3 separate regions of the Mus musculus genome follow, and all the other regions are linked to region 1. Evidence: chromatin loops called from intact Hi-C (ENCODE). Cell type or tissue: heart. All regions are shown on one strand.

What was found. Peaks named below come from ENCODE experiments on the same cell type or tissue, not always from the same donor. Only the 100,000 strongest peaks of a DNase experiment are listed, where the experiment ranks them.
Region 2: it touches region 1 in a loop (3-fold over the local background); 11 of 42 quality-filtered maps call a loop at or near these places.
Region 3: it touches region 1 in a loop (2.1-fold over the local background); 2 of 42 quality-filtered maps call a loop at or near these places.

Annotation. Positions count from the first base shown.
Region 1 is chr1:131,996,229-132,004,228 of GRCm38, reverse strand. No RefSeq gene overlaps it. Among named protein-coding and RNA genes, the nearest start is that of Elk4, 7.4 kb to the left of the region's middle. In heart, CTCF peaks have their summits at 595 and 3,542 (motif pointing left); a DNase peak (open chromatin) is centred at 138.
Region 2 is chr1:132,090,617-132,098,616 of GRCm38, reverse strand. No RefSeq gene overlaps it. Among named protein-coding and RNA genes, the nearest start is that of Gm37120, 8.0 kb to the left of the region's middle. In heart, a CTCF peak has its summit at 3,034; a DNase peak (open chromatin) is centred at 2,836; H3K27ac peaks cover 1,810 bases.
Region 3 is chr1:132,319,575-132,327,574 of GRCm38, reverse strand. It overlaps Nuak2 (NUAK family, SNF1-like kinase, 2), which reads right to left. Exons shown (of 7, transcript NM_028778.4): 2 at 2,502-2,622. Gm30744 (a long non-coding RNA gene) reads left to right here and starts at 3,072. Exons shown (of 2, transcript XR_387392.4): 1 at 3,072-5,118; 2 at 5,975-6,146. In heart, a CTCF peak has its summit at 4,611; a DNase peak (open chromatin) is centred at 4,564; H3K27ac peaks cover 1,145 bases.

The sequences.
Region 1 (8,000 bases):
CCCACTGGAAGCATTCACTTATAAAGAAGCTTGATTTAAGACATTTAAAGCACCATAGCAGGAGCAGTGAAGGAGTGTGGAGACCTGCAGATGTTCCTGTTGTGCCTGAACCAACAGGAAACATCTGTTTCAGCCTGGGGCCAAAATTTGTGTCACAGTCCTTCTACACTGAGCTTATAGTACTATCAATTACAATGTATTTTTGGAAAAAGTCTGCTTTGGGAGTTCTGACATTAGTCATAGCAAGTCTGTCTGCTTTTAAATTGACCTTTTTTTTTTTTTAAATGTTTTTAACTCAGTACGTGTTGACAGCAGAGAAACTAGGGAAAAGTGAATTTCCAATCAGCCAATCAGAGAACTAAAAGTTGGGGAACTCATTATTGTGCCTGGTTTTCCCACTCAGGAGTCTGTAAATAGAAACTCTCCACAATTCCTCACAAGACACATGGGTCTGCTTTGCTAAACCTCATGGTAATTGGTCAACCAAAAATACTGCTGTTTTCTTATCTGTTTTGGTCATTTTCCATCACAGATGCGTGTTCCATCTTACCCTCAGCTGCTCAGGGCCACCTCAGTTCAAATTGTGTATGTTACTAAAACATTAGATGAGTGCCCCAATCTTTCAACTTTGTCATTGCACACTTGTCCCAGCCTAGGAACTTGCCCTTGACTTACCCTTCCTAGCCCAGAAACACCCAGTCAGGATCATTCTCAAGATGGTGTCCCTTTTCTTGTTTCTATTTCACTGCCCCATCCTTACCCCAATTATTTTCCTTCTTGATTCTGACTGACAGAAGTAAACATGGAGACTGGGTGTGGTGGCATGCTCCTGCTCCTTTAATTCCAGCACTCTGAAGTGGAAAGCAGGCGAACCTCTCTGAGTTCAAGGGCAACCTGGTCTACAAAGAACTCCCAAGCCAGCCAGCCCTACACTATAACACTCTTGTCTCAAAAAGCAAAACAACAAAGTAGCCATTTAGTCATCTGCAATGTCTCTTTAAGGCAGAGGGGTACCAATTGCGCCTACAGAGGAGTTCAGAGCAAATTAATTAATCTCTACCTGAACTGCATATAAGATTAAAAACCAGAGATCCCCAGTCTCTCCTTCTGGGGCTCTCTACACTCAGGGTGATCCTCCTGAGAGAATGCTTGTGACATCCTTTCTGAATAGCACTTTCAATTTCTTTAAAAATAAAAGAGACTCAAAACCAGGTGTACTGGCTAGTTTTGTGTCAACTTTACCAAGCTGGAGTTATCACAGAGAAAGGAGCCTCCCTTGAGGAAATGCCTCCAGGGGATCCAGCTGTGAGGCATTTTCTCAATTAGTGATCAAGGGTGGGAGGGCCCATTATGGGTGGTGCCATCCCTGGGGTGGTAGTCTTGGGTTCTATAAGAAAGCAAGCTGAGCAAGCCAGGGGAAGCAAGCCAGTAAGGAGCATCCCTCCATGGCCTCTGCATCAGCTCCTGCTTCCTGACCTGCTTGAGTTCCAGTCCTGACTTCCTTGGTGATGAACAGAAATGTGGAAGTGTAAGCCAAATAAACCCTTTCCTCCCCAACTTGCTTCTTGGTCATGATGTTTTGTGCAGGAATAGAAACCCTGACTAAGAAACCAGGTGTGCTGGTCCAAAACTGTAATGCCAGTACTACTTAGGAGATAGAGGTAGGAGGACCAGAAGTTCAAGGCCAGCATCAGCTAGAGAGTGAGTATGTGGCCAGCCTGGCCATCATTAGATCCTGAAAAGAAAAGGAAGGGAGGGAGGGAGGAAGAGAGTAGAGGCTCAAACCTTTCACTTATCAGTTGTGAAGGTTAGAGTAAAAGAGAAAGTTAATCAAATTGTGCTTTGAGCCCTTATTAAATGAACTTACTGTATGTGTTTGAATCAAAAAGAAAAGTTACTATTGGAAATGAATGCTGAGTGGCTGTAAATTGAGCCTGGTGGGTGGCATCTGGCAACACCATAGCCAGGTCCAAAAACTTGCCAAGTAAAACCAATAAAATGACGTTTAGAGATATCTTTCACCAACAATATTACTCTGGGCAAAGATGTTTCCTCCTCATTAAGATAATTCAGAAAGTATTCAGGGTTCAGAGAAAATCCCCACAGAAAGGTCCTTTAACACAGCCTTTGTGGCCCCTAGACTATGAGGTAAGGCCAGACACCATCTTCCAGCCCACAGTATGCATCATTTGCAGAGGACTTGACAAGACATGCGTTACCGCAGTTACATGCCTGAGGGCGTAGCTATGACCTAAGCCTAATTGCTTCACAAACATAGCTAGGAATAGAGCATCATAAGATGTAAATTTTGGTCTCTACACTCAGTCTGCTTACTTCTTCCTCCAGTATTTTTAACAAAAAAAAATAATTTTGTTACTCTGATAAATGCACTTCTCCGGCCTTATAAAAACCAATGTGGAAGCCGGGCAGTGGTGGCGCACGCCTTTAATCCCAGCACTTGGGAGGCAGAGGCAGGTGGATTTCTGAGTTCGAGGCCAGCCTGGTCTACAGAGTGAGTTCCAGGACAGCCAGGGCTACACAGAGAAACCCTGTCTCAAAAAAACAAAAACAAAAAAAGAAAGAAAGAAAAGATGTTCCTTAGTTGAATTTTAGTATTGGGTCACAGTTGAAGATTCTAGCTAGAGGGTGCAACTCTTTTTTTTTTTTTTTAAGATTTATTTATTATTATATGTAAGTACACTGTAGCTGTCTTCAGACACACCAGAAGAGGGAGTCAGATCTTGTTACAGATGGTTGTGAGCCACCATGTGGTTGTTGGGATTTGAACTCTGGACCTTTGGAAGAGCAGTCGGGTGCTCTTACCCACTGAGCTATCTCACCAGCCTGAGGGTGCAACTCTTGCAGGGTTCACCTTCCTCTGAAGGTTAAGCTAGAGGGGTTTCCCTCTGTAAACTCTTTAGAAAAGATTATTTTACTTTATATGTGAGTGTTTTGCCTGCATGTATGGCCATGCACGGTGTACAATGACTGGTATCCAAGGAAGCCAAAATAAGAGGGTTTTGGATCCCCTGGGACTGGAGTAACAGATGGGTGAACCACCTTGGGGGCTGCTGAGAATTGAACTAAGGTCTTCTGTAAGAACAGCCAATGCTTTTATCCACTGAGCCAGCTCTCATCTTGTATATCTTAAAAGCATTGCCTGTAAAGCTTTTCTTCCTCAATTAGAATTAATTTGAGTAGCTGGAGAGATGGCTCAGCAGTTAAGAACAATTGCTTTCCTTCCAGAGGACCTGAGTTCAGTTCCCAGCATCCAAGGCGGGCAGCTCACAACTTTAAATCTAGCTCTAAATTATCTGACACCTCTGGCCTCCACAGGCACCTGTGCTCACATGTACTTACCTACACACATACACATGATTTAAAATTAACCTAAATAAAAAACATTTTTTAAAAATAAAAGTAATTTGGAGGGCTGGAGAGATAGCTCAGTGGTTAAGAGCACCACCTGCTCTTTCAGAGGTCCTGAGTTCAATTCCCAGCAACCACATGGTGGCTCACAGACATCAGTAGAGAGATCTGGTGCCCTCTTCTGGCCTGCAGGCATTCATGCAGGCAGAATGCTGTATCCATAATAAGTAAATCTAAAAAAAAAAAAAAAGAAAGAAAAAAAAAAAAGTAATTTGAGAGCCACCAAAATAGGGCATTATGCTGTCACCACAGAAGATACTCAGGAGGACCAGTTCTTTATCTAGGACTGTTCCTTCTTGGCCTAGTACCATGAGTATGCTTTGCCAGAAACATAAGCAAACCATGCTGTGTCTTCCCACACTATCAGAATTCATTGAACAACAGTAATTTCACAAGGTCTAGCAGTTGCAATGACAGCATTTGTCACATGATCCACCTGTCTTGGTAGCCTGTCTGAGGTTAATGCAGGGTATTTTATTCCAACCTTTAATTACTAATACCAACCCCCATGTCACACAGCACACAGTAAATACATCTATATATCTATATGCATATGTGTGGGTTACAGAATGAAGACAAGTTAAAAAGGTTGTATCAGAGTTCAAAAGATTTCTGAAGAAGGCTGAGAAAGAGTCTGTACTGATGAGAAAATGAACCAGAGGGTTCAGCTGCTGCTAAAGCTGCTGGAGCCAGGTTTGAGGAGTAAGCTGTGGAATTCGGCTTTGAGGCAAAGTAAGGTAAGGAACAATGTCGTAGTCAGTGTTCTAGTGCTGTGAAAAGACAACATGACCACGGCAACTCATTTACAAACAAACAAACAAACATTTAATTGGGGCTGGCTTAAGTTTAAAAAGTTAGGTGTAGTTCATTATCATCATGTCAGGAAGCATGGCAGCACACAGGCAGACATGGTGCTGGAGAACTAGCTAAGAGTCCTGCATCCAGAGCTGTAGGCAGCTGGAAGAGAGACACCTTTTTCTTTTAAATTTTTTTGATTTATTTATTTATTATATGTAAGTACACTGTAGCTGTCTTCAGACACACCAGAAGAGGGCGTCAGATCTCGTTACAGATGGTTGTGAGCCACCCATGTGGTTGCTGGGATTTGAACTCCGGACCTTTGGAAGAGCAGTCGGTTACTCTTACCCACTGAGCCATCTCACCAGCCCGAAGAGAGACACCTTAGTCATAGCTTGAGCTTTTGAAACCCTAAAGCCCACTCCCAGTGACATACTTTCTCCAAAAAGGCCACACCTACTTCAACAAGGCCACACCTCCTAATCCCTCTCAAGTAGTGCCACTCCCTGATGACCACACATTCAAATATGAGCCTATGGGGGCCAGGGGCGTTCTCATTCAAAACACCACAGTAGGAAACACCAGGTCAGATCCAGGTCTAGACAAGTGAACAAGGTGGACAGATCAGCAGCCAATCCAGCCTTTCAACAGCAGAGGACCTAGCTATGCCAAAACTCCGGGGACAGCTGGGGAGTCCTAGATCCTTGATGTATACAGATGATGAATTGGTCTGGGGGCTATACCATCGTAGCATTAGGTATCTATCACTTGATAGGGTCCAGATGAGGGTGTTACATCCTTTTCTTGGTCCAGAATGTCTATGAAATTCCAGGACCTGGTATGGGGCTCAGCTCTCCCTCTTTCCAAAACTGGAGTCAAAAGCTTAGGTACCCAGTATTCTTTCTTAGTCGTCCTAGCATGGGCAACAGGTCAGCTGAAGATTCAAAGCAGACAAAGGGGCAAACATAGCTTAGACAAGGTGAGTATCACTAGAAAGGCAAGAGAGGGAGGGTCTGGAGAGAGGAAAGTCAGTGCCTCCCACTGCACTAAAGAGCATCTCCTGCCTGGGCGTGGTGGCGCACGCCTTTAATCCCAGCACTCGGGAGGCAGAGGCAGGCGGATTTCTGAGTTCGAGGCCAGCCTGGTCTACAGAGTGAGTTCCAAGAGAGCCAGGGATACACAGAGAAACCCTGTCTGGAAAAAAAAACAAAAAAAATTAAAAATAAAAAGGAAACAAAGCCAGGTGGAGCACTCCTTTAATCCCAGCACTCAGGAGGCAGAGGCAGGTGGATCTCTGAGTTTGAGGCCAGCCTGGTCTACAAAGCGAGTTCCAGGACAGCCAGAGCTATATAGAGAAACCCTGTCTAGAAAAACCAAAAAAAAAAAAAAGAAGAAGAAGAAGAAGAAGAAGAAGAAGAACATCTCCTGAAAGTGGTCTGCAACACTTGCTAGGAGTTCAGAATGCAGAATACTGCGTACCTCCACTTCCCTTCCGTATCGATGGATGCCAGAGAACTTAGCTTGTGACCGTAGACCCAGCTCAGTGGCATAGCCAGACCTTCACACTTAAGGAAGAACTTCTGAAGGCTAAGCTCAGTCTGATAAAACGCCATGACCAGGGCATCTTAGAGAAGGGTTCATTTGGGCTTATGGTTCTAGGGAGCTAGAGTCCACAGTAGTGGGGAAACGTCAGACACGGAGGCTGCTGCTAAGGGCTCAATCTTGAACTGCAAGCATAAGGCAGAAAAATGTGAACTAGAAATGGCACACATTTTGAATTCTCAAAGGCCACACCCCAGTGACATAGATCCCTCAGCAACACCTCCTAAACCTACCCAAACTGTACCACCAACTGGGAACCAAGTGTTCAAATGTCTAAGACTGTGGGAACATTTATCATTCAAACCATTACACCCACAAACCAACATAAAAGTGAAGGAGAAAGTTGACTCCATAAAGTTGTTACACGCTGTGGCATGTGCATGCCCATATGCACAACTCACACACACACACAAATTATAAATGCATAATTAAAAAAATTAACCTCATTGTGGTGCTTCATTTCCTACTCTGGTGATTTGTATATGCTTGGCCCAGGGAGTGGCACTATTTGGAGGTGTGGCCTTGTTGGAGTAGGTGTGGGCTTTAAGATCCTCATCCTAGCTGCCTGGAAGCCAGTATTCTCCTAGCAGCCTTCAGATGAAGATGTAGAACTCTCAGCAACTCCTGCACCATGCCTGCCTGGACACTGCTGTGCTCCTGCCTTGATGATAATGGACTGAACCTCTGAACCTGTAAGCCAGCCCCAATTAAATGTTGTCCTTATAAGAGTTGACTTGGTCATGGTGTCTGTTTACCGCAGTAAAACCTTAACTAAACACACTCTTAATCCATAAATAGAGCAATTTTTTTCTTTGTGTAGTCCTAGGTGTTCTGGAACTCATTCTTATAGACCAGGCTGACCTGGAACTCAGAGATCTGCCAGCTTCTTGCCATCCCAAATGCTGAGATTAAAGGTGTGTGCCACCACTGCCTAGCCAATAGTTCAATTTTATGTATCAATTAAAACCTTAAAAAATGCTCTTATACACAAAGATTCCCTTTGAAGGCTGAATCCCCCAAGCCACACTCCAACAATGCACTCACTCGTACGGCCAAATTTTTTTAGTACAGAACTTGAACATGGGGCCTTAAGCACGAGCAATAGTGCTCCACCACTGAGCTATATCCCTCCCTAATCTGTCTCCACTCTCACTAAATCTCCCTTTTTGGCCTTGAACTTGGGAACTTCCTGTATTAGCTCCTTAGCGGTTAAGACTACAGATGTGAGCTCCCAGGTTCAGCTAATTCAGTGTAATTTGTTTTTATTTATTTATTTATTATATGTAAATACACTGTAGCTGTCCTCAGACACTCCCGAAGAGGGTGTCAGATCTCATTACGGATGGTTGTGAGCCACCATGTGGTTGCTGGGATTTGAACTCAGGACCTTTGGAAGAGCAGTCAGTGCTCTTAACTGCTGAGCCATCTCTCCAGCCCCCGTAATTTGTTTTTAAACAGTATCACTGTGTTGCCTTGGCTGGCCTGGAACTTGCTATGAAGACCAGGGCTGGCCATAAACTCCCAGACATCACCTGCCTCTGCTTCTGGTGTGCCATCGCACCTGGTTTCTGCCTAAATTAAAAGCAAACAGAAACAACAAAAGCAGGCACAACTGATAAACAGCAGCGGCAGCCTCCTAGTCCTACAAACTCTACCAGCTAAGCTGTCCCCACCTTCCAACATGTTATTTTTTTAAATACATTTAGATTTATTTTACATGCATCAGGGTGAGGGTGTCAGATCTGCTGAAACTGGAGTTACAGACAGTTGTGGGCTGCCATGTGGGTGCTGGGGACTGAAGGGAGGTCCTCTGGAAGAGCAGCCAGTCCTTCTAGCTGCTGAGCTGTTATTCCAGCCCCCCCACCCCCCACAAAGTTATTTTTAAGAGGAGGCAGATGCTAATGTAGGAACTCTAGTTTCAGAATGAAGCCCTGAGCCATGTACAACCATTCACTCCCTGAGATGTGTACAGTTTAATGTCCCAGGAACAGCAGAAATATAGACTAGTGCCTGAAGAGAAAAAGAGGAGGCAATAGTTTACTCTGCTTCTCCCTAGCCCAGCTCCCACTATCTCAGGAGCCTCCTTCCTTCTTTTTCAAGGGAGCACCATGGAGTTTACCCATGCACCTTCTGAAAGCCACTGCAGATCCCTGGCTGAGAAAATGAGTCTA
Region 2 (8,000 bases), 94 kb before region 1:
GCCCTGGGTCAGGAGAGATCTCTGTTCTCAAGGATGCTGCTGAAGTGATCGCATCACAAGGTAAGAAACTGCTTGGGGGCTCTGTTTCCAGACTTCAGCCGGAAAGCCCATCCTGGTCAGAGAACATGAGAACCCCAGACTGCTGCTAGGTTTCAGACAGGACCTTTGCCCAGAGAGGGTGACCCAGGAGAAACATTTGGTCCTCTGTGCCAGTTTTTTTGTTTTGTTGTCAATTTGACACAAATCTAGACATATCTAGGAACAGGAAATCTCAATTGAAGAACTTCCCCCTCCCCCATGACAGATTGACCTGCAGAAAGCCATGAGGCTTTTTTTTTTTTTTTTTTTTTTTTTGGTTGATGATTGACGTGGAAGGGCCCAGCCCACTGAGGTGGTGCCATATCTGGGCAAGTTGTCCTAGGATGTATAAGAAAGCAAACTGAGTAAACCAATCAATACATTTTCTTGTGGTTTCTGCTTTGGTTCCTGCCCTGACTTCCCTCAGTGCTGGGGTGTGACTTAAGTTGTAAGCTGAAATAAACCCTTTCCTTCCCGAGTTGCTTTTGGTCACAGTGTTTCATCACAGCAGTACAAACCTTAAGACATTCTCAGGACACACATAAGACTGATCATTTCAGCCCCCACCCCCAAGAGAGATGCCTGCACAACAAAATCAAGACTAAAGGGGTGTTCACTCATGAGGAGACTTCTGTTGTGCTGACTGGCTCTCCGCCGTGAGGGAGAACTTGGGACAGAGCCTCTGCAAAGCCCAGGAACAGATTCTTCAGAACCAAGTGTGCAAGACATTCCTACCTCACAGTGTCTGAGGGTATGCTACAAATTTACAGCCCTGGGTCTCACCTTGGGCTCCCAGTGACAGAACCACAGGGAGGGGGGTCTGTAATGCTTTTTTTAAAAAAAGATTTCTCTCCTGGTAATTACAAAATAAATGGAAGCTTGAGAAGAAGAAGAAGCAGGGATGGAATAGCTTTGGGATGTTGTTGAGGATTAAGCATCTCCATAGACCCCAGACGTTCACAGTCCCAGGGAACTCTGTAACCACAGAGTTATCGAAAGCCAACGTGAGAATTCTGTATCCGAGTTCTGCTTGGACACTCGGCAATTCTGGATGACTGAGCCTTACTGGGCCCCAATCCTTCCCACCTTTAATGGGATAAGTTTGCCACCCATATGCATCATTGTGGAATTCTGCAAAGTGGGCAGGCAGTAGTCTCTGAATGAACTAGAAGAGCCTTCTCATGTTTTGAGAAATACCACCAGAGGGCTTCCAGTAGGCTCAATATGGGGAGTTGAGAGCCAGGTGTTTCGTGAGTGGTCAGGTCTCAGAGTCACGACCTGGGATACAGATAGGATGACATGAGCAGAGACAAGGTCAGATGTTAGGTTGTTTTCAGAACTCCGAAGTAGACAGCATAACCCTAGCAGGACAGCTTCATGGGTTAAGGACATAGAGTTCATATCCTTACTGGACAACTAGCTAACTGAGCCACCCTGGTCCTCAGTATCCTATGTGCAAAATATAATAAACGTACTCACTTCCCAACACAGAAAAGGCTTGGCACACATTAAGGGATCAGTAAATGTTAGTCACGATTGCCTATTGACGGAAGATTTTGAGTGTAGGGGGAATCTAAATTAGTCCGGAGTCTCTGTTTGTGTCCTTGCCACATCCAAGGTTAGTCCTTACCACCCAGGCTGCAAGTGAAGGTGATAAAGAAAGCCAGGGATCAGAGTTCCCAGGTTGGGCTTTCTCCTCTTGCTAAACCTCTCTGTGAATACGGGCCAGGAGGAGGCAGCACTGGCTGGATAGGAGGGTATGTCCACCAGTGTCTCTTAAGCCAGGCCTCTGCCTCCTTAGGCTCAGCTTCCAGTGCTGAGTGGTGGGGTATGGGAAGGAGACAGACATGCAGATTGTGGATCCCTGGATCTTTGCATCTGAGGATCTAGGGAAGAAATGGAATTCTCTGCCTGCTCTGTCCTGTGTAAATCTAAGAGGCAGTCATAGTCACCCTCCTCCACGGAAATGCTCCGCTTGGGTGGGACTCCACTCAGATCTCCTTCCTGCTGCTCTGCAGGGACTGGGAAGGTTCCTGGGAAGGTACAGAAGATTCTGGGTCAAGCATCATGACTTAGTCACTTAACACTACAAGAGGCCACATACCCCTGCTCCCCAGCGGACCTGCCATTTTTGGAGAGCCTCTCCCCTCAGCTTTGGCCATGGGAAGAAGAGCGGCATTGACTGTGGAGCCTGAAAGGATCTGACATCCATCTCTGGAAGAAAGAGGGTGGGAAGGAGGGATGGGTGGAAGAAGGAGAGAAGGGAGGAGAGGGAAAGGGAGAAGAAGGAAAAGAGAGATGCCTTCCAGGCAGCAAGGCATCATAGTGAGTGCCTGAAATCCTAGCATTTGGGAAGTGGAACTTGAGGATCAGGAGTTCAAGGCCTGCCTAGGCTACTAGAAACTCTGGAGAGAAGGAGGAGGAGAGGAAGGGAAGAGAAAAAGGCTGTCTTTTTAAAATCAGTATTTACAGGAAGAATTGGGATAACCCAGGGGTAGATGGCTTCCAACACAAAAAAAGGTCTTAGATTCACACCACCACCACCAATAAGAAAATGTCACCAGGTAGAGAGCCCTAGCAATTGGTGAATACAGACTGTAACCACATTAGGCAGAACACCAAGACTGCGCCCTAGACACCAACAGAAAGGAGACACGGAAGTGTGTGAGGACTTCCGGCCAGCTCCACCACTCGCCTGTCTGCTGGTCTGCCAGAAGGTAGAGGCAGCAGTGGGGTCTGGAGTCACGCCCGCTATGGGAATGCTTATCTACATTGTGAGCCAGGGCCTGGCTTGCACAGATGACTCACACTAGCAGAGGAATCCAGGCCAGCAGGAAACAGGTGGCTACCCTGACACAAAGGAGATACTGACTCTGTTGGACGGTGGTACCATTGGAGCCGGACCCTAGGGCTGAGTGCATTTCTGCAGAACCAGGACAAGCACCAAGGTCTCTGCCCAGAAATCGCAAGATCTCCCTGGTGGAGATAAAAGGGAGGACTGGGAAGCAAGCAGGGGTTTCTATTGCACGTGGTTGAGGCCCTGTGTAGCAGTGCAGGCTGAGGGGCGTGACCATTACCTGACTGTTAGAAGCAATACATGTACATTTTTTAAAAAATGGAGCAAAACACAAGCTTGGGTTGCAGCTCAGTTGGTAGAGTTACTGGATAGTGAGAGTAAAGACCTGGGTTTGGGGTTGGTGAGATGGCTCAGCAGGTAAGAGCACTGGCTGCTCTTCCAAAGGGCCCAAGTTCAAATCCCAGCAGCCACATGGTGACATCACAACCACCAGTAATGAGATCTGACTCCCTCTTCTGTGTGTGTCTGAAGATAGCTACAGTGTATCTATTATCTATAGCTACAGTGTATCTATTTATAATAATAAATAAATTTTTGGGCCAGAGTGAATGGTGTTGACCAGAGTGAGCAGAGGTCCTAAAATTCAATTCCCAACAACCACATGAAGGCTCACAACCATCTATACAGCTACAGTGTACTCACATACATAAAATAAATAAATCTTAAAAAATAAAAAAGACCTGGGTTTGACCCCTGGATCACATGAGAGTGTGACCGTGGGCTGTGCACAGATTATACAAGTATGTATCTCTACAGATACCACACATACGCACACATATATAACACATGCATGGAATCAAAACAATATGTCCTATATAGGCAGTATGTATTTTTACTTGTTGTGTTTTGCAGTGCTGGTGATGAACCCAGGACCTCCCACACGAGAGGCCAGTGTTCTATTACTGAGCTGAAACCCCTGATCCTATAGGCATATTAGTGTAACAAAATCCATATTTTATTTATATTCAAGAGTATGCTATACCAGTTGAGCATCCCTAAATTGGTATCCTCAAAATACTTAACAGTCTGGAACTTTGGGAGCATTGATATGACATCACAAATGTATCCACACCTGCCCTCACGTGCCAGGTTGCAGATAAAATGCAAGTGCAATAAAAATGGGCTGGAGAGATGGTTCTGTGGTTAAGAGCACCAACTGAGGGCTGGAGAGATGGCTCAGTAAATGTATCCACACCTGCCCTCACGTGCCAGGTTGCAGATAAAATGCAAGTGCAATAAAAATGGGCTGGAGAGATGGTTCTGTGGTTAAGAGCACCAACTGAGGGCTGGAGAGATGGCTCAGTGGTTAAGAGCACCGACTGCTCTTCCGAAGGTCCTGAGTTCAAATCCCAGCAACCACATGGTGGCTAACAACCATCCGTAATGAGACCTGACGCCCTCTTCTGTGCATCTGAAGACAGCTACAGTGTACTTAGATTTAATAATAAATAAATCTTTAAAAAAAAAAAAAAGCACTGACTGTTCTTCCAGAGGTCCTAAATTCAATTCCTAGCAACCACATGGTGGCTCACAATCAACAGTGATGGGCTCTGATGTCCTCTTCTTGTGTGTCTGAAGACAGCGACAGTGTACTCATATACATTAAATAAATAATATTTTTAAAAAGTTGTGCAAAATTACCTTTAGGCTAGGAATACAGCTCAGTGGTGGAATGTGTGCTCATTGTGTGCAATGCTTTGGGCTCATAATAAATAATAATGATAATAATAGCAATAATGCCGGGCGTGGTGGCACACACCTTTAATCCCAGCACTTGGGAGGCAGAGGCAGGCAAATTTCTGAGTTCGAGGCCAGCCTGGTCTACAGAGTGAGTTCCAGGACAGCCAGGGCTATACAGAGACACCCTGTCTCGGAAAAAGAAAAAATATAATAGCAATAATAATAATAGGAGGAGGAGGATAAAGAGCAACAGCCACCACTGCCTTTAGGCAATGTGTGTAAAGTGTACATTAAACAGAAGTAAGGCAGTAAGTAAGGCCCACCTGCTACCACATATGGATGCGTCATAGACACAGACAGGCCTACTTTCAGCCACACAATGCAGGTTACCCAGAGGCCCTCCAGCCATGTGGTTGGCTCACAGTGGGAGCCACTATAATATGCAAGTATGTGGTGGACAGATGGGAGAGAAAAAGAAGTAGAAAGTTTGAACACTATGAAGAGAGGTGGAACTGCAGATGCAAGTCTGTTAGTTATGAGTAGCCAGCCCCACCACCTGAGGCCATGGTGAAATCCCAGCTGGTGCTGCCACTAAGTGCCATGTTTGGGTCCTTGGTCATGCCGCAGCAGGTGTTGGTGTTGATGTCTGTGGCTCACATTATCGCTAGAGACCATGAGGACACCCCTAGTCTGGTCAGCTGCCTGAGACCGCATAGCTGTCCAAGTGCTGTGCAGAACTGGTGCTATCCCACACTGCCTGAGGTCCTCTGGAGAACTGGCCCCACCTCTCACCGGCTGCAGCACTCAGAAGAGTGGGCCCTGTACCTTGCCTGGGCAGCACAGCAGAGCTGGCCCTGGTATTGAGGGTGCAGGTGAGCTACTCCAACCAAGGGCTAGAGCATAGGATTGCTGGCCCTGCCACTCCTCTGCTGTGACACAGGGCAACAACAGGATAGCCAGGAGAAGTTCTAGTGAGGACTCAGTATTGATGGTGTGGCAGAAGCCAGAGGCCTCGAACCAGACCAATGACTCATTGCAGTGAACATTTGCAAGTAAAGATGTATAGACATGGGGCTGGTGAGATGGCTCAGCTGTTAAGAGCACTGACTGCTCCTCCAAAGGTCCTGAGTTCAAATCCCAGCAACCACATGGTGACTCATAACCATATGTAATGAGATCTGACTCCCTCTTCTGGAGTGTCTGAGGACAGCTACAGTGTACTTACAGATAAATAAATAAATCTAAAAAAAAAAAAAAAAGATGTGTGGCTAAAAGGGTATACTGTGTGATACACTATAGCTTCCATGATGAGATGTTTTCTGTTATTTTCTTGTTCATTTTTTATTTTCTTTTGGGTGGGGAGGTTGCTAAGGCAGAAGTCAGATAGGAGGGCACAGGGAGATGAATGGGACTGGGGTACATGGTGTGAAACTCACAAAGAATCAATATAAGGTTAAAAAAACATAAGCAAGCTGTGATCTCATTTGTAAGACATCTCCTTAGATAGTATGTTGATATTCACATATATCTTAATTTGAAACTCTTCTGGTTCCAAGCATTACCTTTAAGGCATATATTCAACCTGTATTAAAATAGTTTCTGAATTCAGAGCATATGTAGTTTAACACATAAATTATTTAAACATAGTATACTTAGCGGAATATTGTGCTTTTAAATAGTAACTCAGGAAGGGCTGGAGAGGTGGCTCAGCACTGACTCCTTGAAGTGGAAATTTTTGGTTGCATCACGTGATGTTTGGCTGAAGCAGACCCGTGTGAGAACACATGATGTTTAGAGAGAGTGTAAGTAAGGCCCAACAGATAGTGACATGGCGCATACATAGCTAGCTGTGCAATGCTTGTTGGTCTCAGGTCTTTACTGATCTTTACTTCATAGAGAGGCACGGCAGAGACCTTCTTCTGGTGTCCCAGCTGGTTCTGATCGCTTCTGATGCCTCATGCCAATTCGGTGGAGGCCTGGCTATTTCTGCTGGATCATGCAGCTGCTGCTGACTCCTGTGCAGTGACATTTTAAGACTGGACTGTTGATATCTTGACACTAACAAACTGAACTGCTGGTATCCTGACAAGGAAGAGTGAAATCACTTCAAAGAAGTGCTTCTAAAAAGATCTACCTCCCCATTTCCTACTACACATCTTTCTCCCCTACCTTTGGATGGTGTGTTAGAAGGGGGGGGGGGTGAAACAGTTGAAAACCCTTCTTAAAGTAGGTTTTGAAAAATCTAAGCCTTCAAATCCTCTTCCAGAGGACCCCAAGTTCAGTTACCAGCAACATAGGGGTGACTCACAACTCTCTGTGTGATGGTTTGTATATGTTCTGCCCAAGGAGTAGAGTAGTACTATTAGGAGGTATGGCCTTGTTGTGAGTAGGTGTGTCACTGTGGGTGTGGGCTTTAAAACCCTCATCCTAGCTGCCTGGAAGCCAGTATTCTGCTAGCAGCCTTCAGATGAAGATGTAGAAATCTCAGCTCCACCTGCTCCTTGCCTACTTGGACGCTACCATGTTCCCTCCTTGATGATAATGGACTGAACCTCTGAACCCATAAGCCAGCCCCAATTAAATGTTGTCCTTCTAAGAGTTGCCTTGGTCATGGTGTCTGTTCATAGCAGAAAACCCTAACTAAGGCACTCTGTAACTCTAGTTCTAGGGTATCTGATGACCTATTCAGGCCTCCTCAGGCACTGCATGTGTGTGGTACACAGACATATCTGCAAGCAAAACTCACATAGACACATTAAAAAACAACAACTTGGTCCCAGGGTTCTCATTAGAAAGGGCCAGAAAAATGCCTTCAGCATGCTATGAGAGCAGCTGTTTTAAACCAAAGGTATTCAGATGTCCAAATTACCATACAGGCTGGGTCTGGTGACACATACCTATAATCAGCATTCTGGAGGCTGTGCCAGCCAGGCAGCAGCAGTGATATTCAACCTGTGGGCCGCAACCCCTTTGGGGGCTGAATGGCCTTTACACAGGAATTGCACATCAGATATACTGCATACCAGACAGTCACATTATGATTCCTAATAGTAGCAACAAAAATAATTTTATGGTTGGGGGGGGTCACCACAACATGAGAATTAAAGGGTCGAGAACCATTCACTGAGCCAGGGCCATGTGGTGGGTGTGACTGTCAAAAATGAAAGTTAAATTTAAAGATTGCCATTTAGGTGTGAGGGAAAGAGCAACATCGCTTTGAGACAAAATGGACTCAGAAAACCTGCAGACGGCTCAGCCTAAAGATGGCTTGGCAACATGAGATCACGGACAAGATGGACAGAGAAAGAGAGAGAAGGAAGGGGAAGAAGGGGAGCTGGGCCTGAGCATCCGAGAGTGGGGATGTCTCAGCCAAAGTCCAGGGCAG
Region 3 (8,000 bases), 320 kb before region 1:
GACAGGGGCCACAGAGCAGCGAATAAGGGCAGAAGAGCCTACGAAGACGACTCAGTGCCTTCTTGGAGCAGCAAATCAAGACATGAGGTCAGTGGCTACGTTTAGGCTTTTGAGGACTCAGCAATCTCCCAGGGAGACAGAGATATCACTGTAGGAGTAAAAGGCCCTAAACTTCATCTTATGACCTTGGTCAAACCGCTACTACATCTACCAGGGAGCATGCAGAGCTGCTGGATAAACTTGGATACGCAATCAAACCACTGTGCTTTAGTTTCCTCCCCTGAGATCAGACAACAGCAACTTCCCAGGTCTCAGGCGAGAAACAGGCAAGAAACCGGTGATAGACAATGCTTGGTTTGGTACAGTATTTGATACACCAGAAAGTGCTCAAAAACAGGACCTATTAATGTATACTGTTCTCGTGTATAATTCTAAAACCTGACACCTGCCCTGTGACTGTGAGAGCCTAGACAGTGCTCAGTCCTGCCACCATTCAGAGGACGCAGGCTGGGGCTGGAGTGCTTATGGCCTTGATCACAGAGGCAATCAATAAACATGTGGTAATTACTTGGCTGGCTAGCTGGCTGGCTTCTTGGCAGTCAGCCCACCCCGGTTAGCCCATCTCCATGTGTAGGAGGGGCCTTCTTACCACCTCACGCCGAGCCCTGGCTCCAGTCCTCTAAAAACGTAGAAAATAGCTGGCTCCTGAAACTGGCCCTTCAGCTGGTATGTCTGTCAGAACATGCTAGGCTATGACAGCGCATCTTCGTGTTAAACGGGTCCTATGAGTTTGGCTTGCTGGGCCAGCCCCAGAGCCTCTGAGAAGGAGCTAAGGGGTGAGTCCTCAGCTTCAAGGCCAGAGAAAGACTTGTGGTGCTGTTTTCCAGGTGAACTCGGGGGCCCAGACTCTTAGGGGTACCTGACTGAGACTCTTCACTTGTGGTTCTCAGTGTATATGCAACCTCTAAGCTAGGAACCAAAGATAAAGAGGCGGCACGGTGCACTGTGAGGAACATTAGAAGTCAGTCCTAGCACTCCCATAGGTCAAAACATCTAGAGTCTATAGCAAGATGAAAATGAATCTGGAGGAACCCTTTAGACACCAGTAACAGTGATGCCCTGTGCCTGTACCATCAACATGCTTGAGTGTGTATGTGTGTGCTCACACACACACACACACACACACACACACACACAACATAACACAACACAAGAATGAAAACACAACAAAACAAAACCCTGAGCATCAGTTCAGTTCTCTGACCCAAGTGGGACCTGGGTATGGGGAGAATTCATATATACCCCAGTTCATGCACATGCATGCGGGGGCGCGTGCACACATTACCAGTCACTAAGCGTGATCTGCCCACTGTTCCCGGAGGGAAGAAAAGATAAATACCATTAGCCTTCTCTGTCACTTGTCTGGGCTCCTCATGGAACAGACTCAAGCCAGAGGATCATAACAGTAGCTTTGCCCTTTATCTTCCTATGATCCTGGGAGTAGAGACATTTCTATTCGACCTACCAGGAATCTTCAGACAAAAGAAAACCACTCCAGACAAGTCTACAGGATCCCCCCTCCCCCCCCTCCTCCTGCTGTCCCTGTGATGCGGGTTACTGAAGTTACATAAAGACTTGAAGCAGACAGGTGTACGTGGGAGGGGCATTCTCTTCCCGGGCACCCCTCCTGCTCACTTTGTTGTCTGGGCTGCAGGGAAGAGGGCAGCCAGAGTGATCAAGCGAGAACTGATGTCAGAAGAGAGGTAAGAGAGGCAAGAGTAAACCCCTGCAGGAGTGATCCAGGGACACAAGGCGACTCTGGGAGGCCTGGCTAACAGAGGAGCATTGAGCAGCACCCACACACCTGAGACAGGTGCAGACTCCGGCCTTTCAGCCTCTCCTGGGTGGCTAAGGATCTCGTGGGGTTGGGAGGCAGTGCTATTAGGGAAAAACTCCACAACAACAAAAGGCTTGCAGTCTGAGATGAGGGTGCAGCTCAATTTACAGCACTTACCTAGCAAGTATGGGATTCTAGGTAGGACCCCAGCCACACTACAAAGACATAAACTAAACTACTGGCTTTTCCACTTACAAAGTACTCGGTGACAGTATGCAGTTGGATTTTTGCAACCGCCCTGTGATATAGATGGATTACGGGAGAAGTCCTGTGTCACGTGGCAGGGTTTTAAATGCGGCTTTTGCAACTCCAAAGCCTTTATCATTCTTCGTTTTGTTTTGGTTTTGGTTTTTTTTGTTTTTTTTTTTTTTAAGAGAACTTGCTTTGTTTAAGTTATGTATTTATTAAAAGGTGGGGTCCTGTTATGCACCTTTGTATGATCTCAAATTTATATTCCTCTTATCTTAGGCAGCCTAGAGCTGGGGTTACAGGCATCACTATTGGGCACATGCTACTTCTTTGTGTTGGCAGATCTGACTTGTGTGCACCCCCTCACTCCCAGAGTCCTGCCTGTTTCCCAGCTCCAAGTGTTCCACTACTGTACCTTCATGGATGGCAATGATGTGGGGGTGGTTGAGTGAAGACATGATCTCAATCTCCCTCCGTATGTGCAGCAGATCCTGCTCATCTTTGATTTTGTCTTTCCTGATGGACTTGATGGCCACCTGGGAACAGAGGATGCAGGAGATTAAGGAGAAAGGTCTAGCAAGGTAGAGGCATCTCTGAGGATGCTCCATGAGCCCTGGTCCTGGAACTCTGCCTGCAGCTGCAATACAGCAGGCACTAAGAGAAGACACCCACCTTCACCAGGGCAGGTGGCAGCAATTTGAAGATCACCTTGTCAAGCAAAGGTTGTCACCTGAGTCCAGTGCAGTCAAAGCAGCAATGACTAATGACCTCGTTTTTAAAGTCTACAGATGAACAAGAAACGTAACAGCCTGCACCTGTGTGAGGCTAGATGCTTCAGGATTTACAAATCAAATATGCACAGGGCATCCCAAGGACAATGTGCACCCCAAGGACAAGGACCTGGGATGACTTGCTCAGGACGATCTGCTCAGCAGTCGATGCCAGGTAGAGGACCTGGCACACATTAGTCAGGGAATAGCAATTTACTATATGATTAAATATACTGGTCCTCACAAGGGCTCTGGAAAGAGAAGAAGAAAGTATCCTCACCCTCAGCCACTGGTAAAGAAACTGGAAACACAGCAGACTAAATGCTTTCCTTAAAGTCATTGTCAATGACTAGCACAGCTGGCAAGCTGATTGAGTTTAGTTCTTCTGTCCCAAACGACAATTTGCAATAAACAACCACTCACTCATCAAACATTAAAGCAACCCAAATGCCTACCAACAGGTGATAGATAGACAAATTTGGTATCAATCTGTCAGAAAAGGAATGGAATTCTGATACCTACTATAACATGGCTAAACCATGAAAACATACTCAGTGAAATAAGCTAGTCACAGAGTGACAGATGTTATGTCACCCCCTTTTATGAGGAACTAAAATAAACAACTCTATAGAAAATAGATCAAAAGTTACCAGGGGTATAGGGCAAAAGATGGCATGGGGGTGTTGTTATTTAATGGGTACAGCACTTCTACTTGGGATGATAAAACGGTTTTAGAGGGCTGAAAAAGAGAAGTCTCAGCAGTTAAGAGCACTGGCTGTTCTTCCAAAGTACCTGAGTTTGGGTCCCAGCACCCACATGGTAGCTTAAAACTGTCTGTAACTCCAGTTCCAAGGGACCAGACGCCCTGAGCAAATGTACAAACATACATCCCGAGAAGACAGACATACACAACAAATAAAAGCATTTTATTTTGTATTAGAATGATTTACAACAATGTGGATCTGTTTAAACTGCTGGCAAGTTATTTGCCATAAGAAAAAAGATCATCAAAACAAAACAAAAACAAAAACAAAAACCACCCTCCAGTGAGCAATCTTCAAAGTCCAGGTAAGGAATGTCCAACAACAAGCAAACATGTAGACAGACAGTCCTCTGGGGATTACAGACTTAAAGGGTCTTAAAGGTGGAAAAGGATTAAGACCCCTAGCTGGTGTGTATCGGGCTCAGGAAGGGTGGGTACAGAGGAAACAGAGGAGCTACACTTAAGAGTGTCCGTCTTTCTGGTCCATGGCTTTCTCTAGAATGGAGAGAATGGAAACCATAGAGCCAGGACCCACAACGCCTGGTTCTCCGGTTCTATCCCAGTGGTTGTGGGTAAGTCCTACCCTTCTCAGTGCCTCAGCTGCCTTTCCGTGAAATAAACAGATTGAACTAAGTAGTCTGGGGGGGGGGGCCTTTTCTGGTCTGGTCTGTGAAGTGAGCTGTACAGAAGCCAGTGGCCCTCAGGTGAAGATTGGGTGTCCCAGGTCAGTCAGTTCCTGGCAAGTTCTGGCCATGGACACCAACAGAATGGTAAACACAGGACTTCCTCTTCAGACAAGTAATAAGAAATATGAAGGCCCAGCCTGAGGTAAACAGCTCCTCATTCAATTTCCCAGGAGGGCTGGCCTCCCCTCTGGATTCAAAAGGAGACAGAAAGGAAACCCCCGCTCAAGGGGTGGGGCCTCTAATCCACCCTTTCACAGGCTCCGGAGGTAGACAATAGCTTCAGCTCTCTGGACAGCAGGCTCTTTTCGGTTTGTGCTCCCCATCTGACAAGAATGCGGAATAGCCCTAATCCTGTCAGAGGAGTTGCTCACAATGCCCATAGCTCGGTCACCCCGGCAACGGGCCAAGGATGGCGTGCCCTCCACCCCATCAGGCCCTAAAGCTGCATTGCTGAAAGGGGACAGGCCCCATTCTCAGCCCTCCCCAGAACAGGGCAGGGAGGACAACAGCAGATGGTCACCATGGAGCCTCATCCCTGAGAGGCCCAATGCAGGGGGATGATGCAGATGGGGGATAATGCAAATGGGAGGATCGGTCTGCTTCAACATTCTGCTCTAACCCCACTCCCTAAAGAGCTAGGCAGAAAAGTCCTGGGCTTAGAACAGGGGAGCAGGGCAAAGGCCTTGAATATTCCTTCAGCTAGGAGATTGCTCTCTCTTCTCCATTCAGCACAGAGCCATACTCCCACACGCCGCTTCTCCACGCTGCTTTTCTCAGCCTGAAGGGGAGATTGCATGGCCTGCTCTCTTCTCTGTAAGTCTTTGTTCATGAAACCAGACAATGAGCAAAGGGCTGTGAACTCTTTAGAGACAAAGGTCTGTAAAAGATCTATTAGTAGGTAGTAAAAACAGTCATAGGTAAACACACACCACTATCTAGACAACTAAAAATACCTGAGTGCTTAAAATGCATCCAGGCAAAGATCAGGCAGATGTCAGATGCACAGTCGTGTACACACAAGTGTATAGACTACTGAGGTGACGTCATAGGCTTAGGGACAGAGCTCTAAGGGTATAGGGGCCAAAAGAAATGAGTTTCCAAAACAGATTTTTGAGGGTGCTAGCAATTATTTGGTATGGCTTGTGGGCAGGCAGGTATCAAGAGCCACTTCTAACCTTAGAAGACCTAAAATTCTAACTTCACCCTATATCATTCTTCTATAAGACATACAAGGGGTGAGGAGCAGTCGACGAACCCCAGTTATCCACAATAGGTACTAGGAGATCCTGTCTGGCACTTCCCAGGAAGGAAATAAGGCATGTTATTGGTCCTCCATCAGTCCCCCAAAGGGTGACTGAAGACAAGGATTGATTTATCACTGGTATGGTGGGGCTAGGCCACTATCCCCAAACTCTGCCAGCCCTAGTATATCAAAGTTCAATCTACTACCACTCAAGACTAGAAAGAGCCCTGTTTGCAGAAGGCCCTTAACAGCTGGACACTAGTGAACACTCATTACAAATATCTATTTGTTAAGTCCCTGGATGATCTTTGCCTGAAGGAACCAGTGACCAGATAAGGTTTCTCCGATCCCCTCCTCCCCGGGCCTGGGTGGAGTCTCCCTCAGTTACAAGAACTAATTTCTAGAGACCTTTGTTCTCACCTGCAGGATTACTGGCAACTGTGCCTAAGGATGAAAATAAGCTGGCTGAAGCCTAAGAAGAAGGTACCAACTGCAGACAGGTACCCAACCCAAAGGATGGCCACAGGCCAAGGTCTTTGTCCTTACACAAGTTGGGTTTGTTTGTTTTTTTTTAATTTTTGTAAATTTATTAATCTTATGTGTATGGGTGTTTTTTTCCCATGTATACATATGTACACCATGTGTGTGCCTGGTGCCCAGGAGGTCTGAAGAGGGTGTCAGATCCCCTGGAAGCGGAGTTAAGGATGGTGGTGATGGTGATGGGACCTGGGGGGGTCTGAAGAACGGCAAGTGCTGTTAACCACTGAAGCCTCATTTTTCAGCTCCCTGACACTCTCTTCACCCTGCATATTACCCACATGTAATCCATTTATTATATGGCCACCACACTCTGAGGCAGACCAAGGATGACTCTGTGTATGTGAATCCATGGCCGTCTATGTGAACCCAGGCACCTGATTCTCACTTGTCTCAAGCCATGCAACACAAGGCACAGAAAACTAGGAGCCTCTGGCTAACTGGGCTGTCCAGTTTGTTTGTTTGTTTGATAAGACTTATTTATTTATCTTTACTTTATGCATATGGGTGTTTTGCCTGTGTGCCATACATATGTGCCACAGGCATATGATGCCCATGGGGATCAGAAGAGGGCTTTGGATCCCCTGAAATTGGAGTTACAGATGGTTCTGAGCAGCCAACAACACGGGCGCTGGAAACCAAACTCAGGTCCTCTGCAAGGGCAGCAAGTGCCTCTATCTGCTCAGCTATGGCTGCACTCCTGGGCTGTCCAGCTTTTAAAGTCCTGGCTCATGGAAAGGCTTGGGGAGCATTGGGAGTGGCTTTCTTTACTTGGAAGAGCATAGGGAACCAGCCCAGGAGAAAACTGTTTCAGATATGGAAGGATGGGTGAGGTTTTCGGCTAAGACAGTGGGCTAGGGAAGTGAATCAGAGCATGCCAGGCAGGTCAGGGTAGATCTCCAAGTTTCCTTCCATGCGTCAACGTTCTGTGTACAGCTTCTTCAGAAATGGGTCACCGCAATGTCAGGAAGGAGCCATCTAAGGACCGTTGCTAGGCCGTCAGGCTGGGCCATGTTAGCTGCCAGAGCAGACCTGCTAAAACCATTCTCGTCCTTGAAGCTCTTCGAGTTCATAAAGGCAACAAAGCTAACTCCCCAACCAGCAGCGAACACTTCAGAAAGATAAACTCAGGGCTGGAGAGATGGCTCAGTGGTTAAGAGCACTGACTGCTCTTCCAGAGGTCCTGAGTTCAAATCCCAGCAACCACATGGTGGCTCACAACCATCCATAATGAGATCTGATGCCCTCTTTTGGTGTGTCTGCAGACAACTACAGTGTACTTACATATAATAATAAATAAATCTTAAAAAAAAGGAAAGAAAGAAAGATAAACTCACTTCACCAAAGTTCCTCCATGCACAGGACAGGACTACAATGAAGGAGAAGCTAGTATCTCAGAAGACAAAAGTTCCTTGGAGGTGTCCAATTCTGCCCTGCCCCCCATCTCTGGAGAAGGGACTGCCCGTATCTTGCCATGGGCCACATTGTGTGTGCCACTCCTTCCACTTAAAACATGCCCACTCTTTGCCAACACCCTGAGGAGTTAGTTGGTACTGAGGCTCCATGGGTAAATAACTCCTCTCTCCCAGAGCTCGGATTAGAAATGATCTGCATTCAAGTGATCAGAAAGCTTTAGAAAGAAAAAGAAGGGAAGGGGGTGGGGAGGGCAGAGATGCTAGTTCTGGTTGCTGGGAGAGATGGCCCAAGTTGGGCACCTCTGGTCACAGCCAAGATCCTTGACTCGTTTGTGCCCTTTCATGGGAAGCAGGCAAGGTGCTGGATGATGACCCACTTAGATAGTGCAGGAGAGGTTAGGTTAGGCAGTCCTGGCTGAGCAGCGGGGATGTACCACCTTACCAAGAGCCAGACGGGAATCAGGAAGAAGCTGTGCAGGTAACCTGAGCCATCTCCCCAA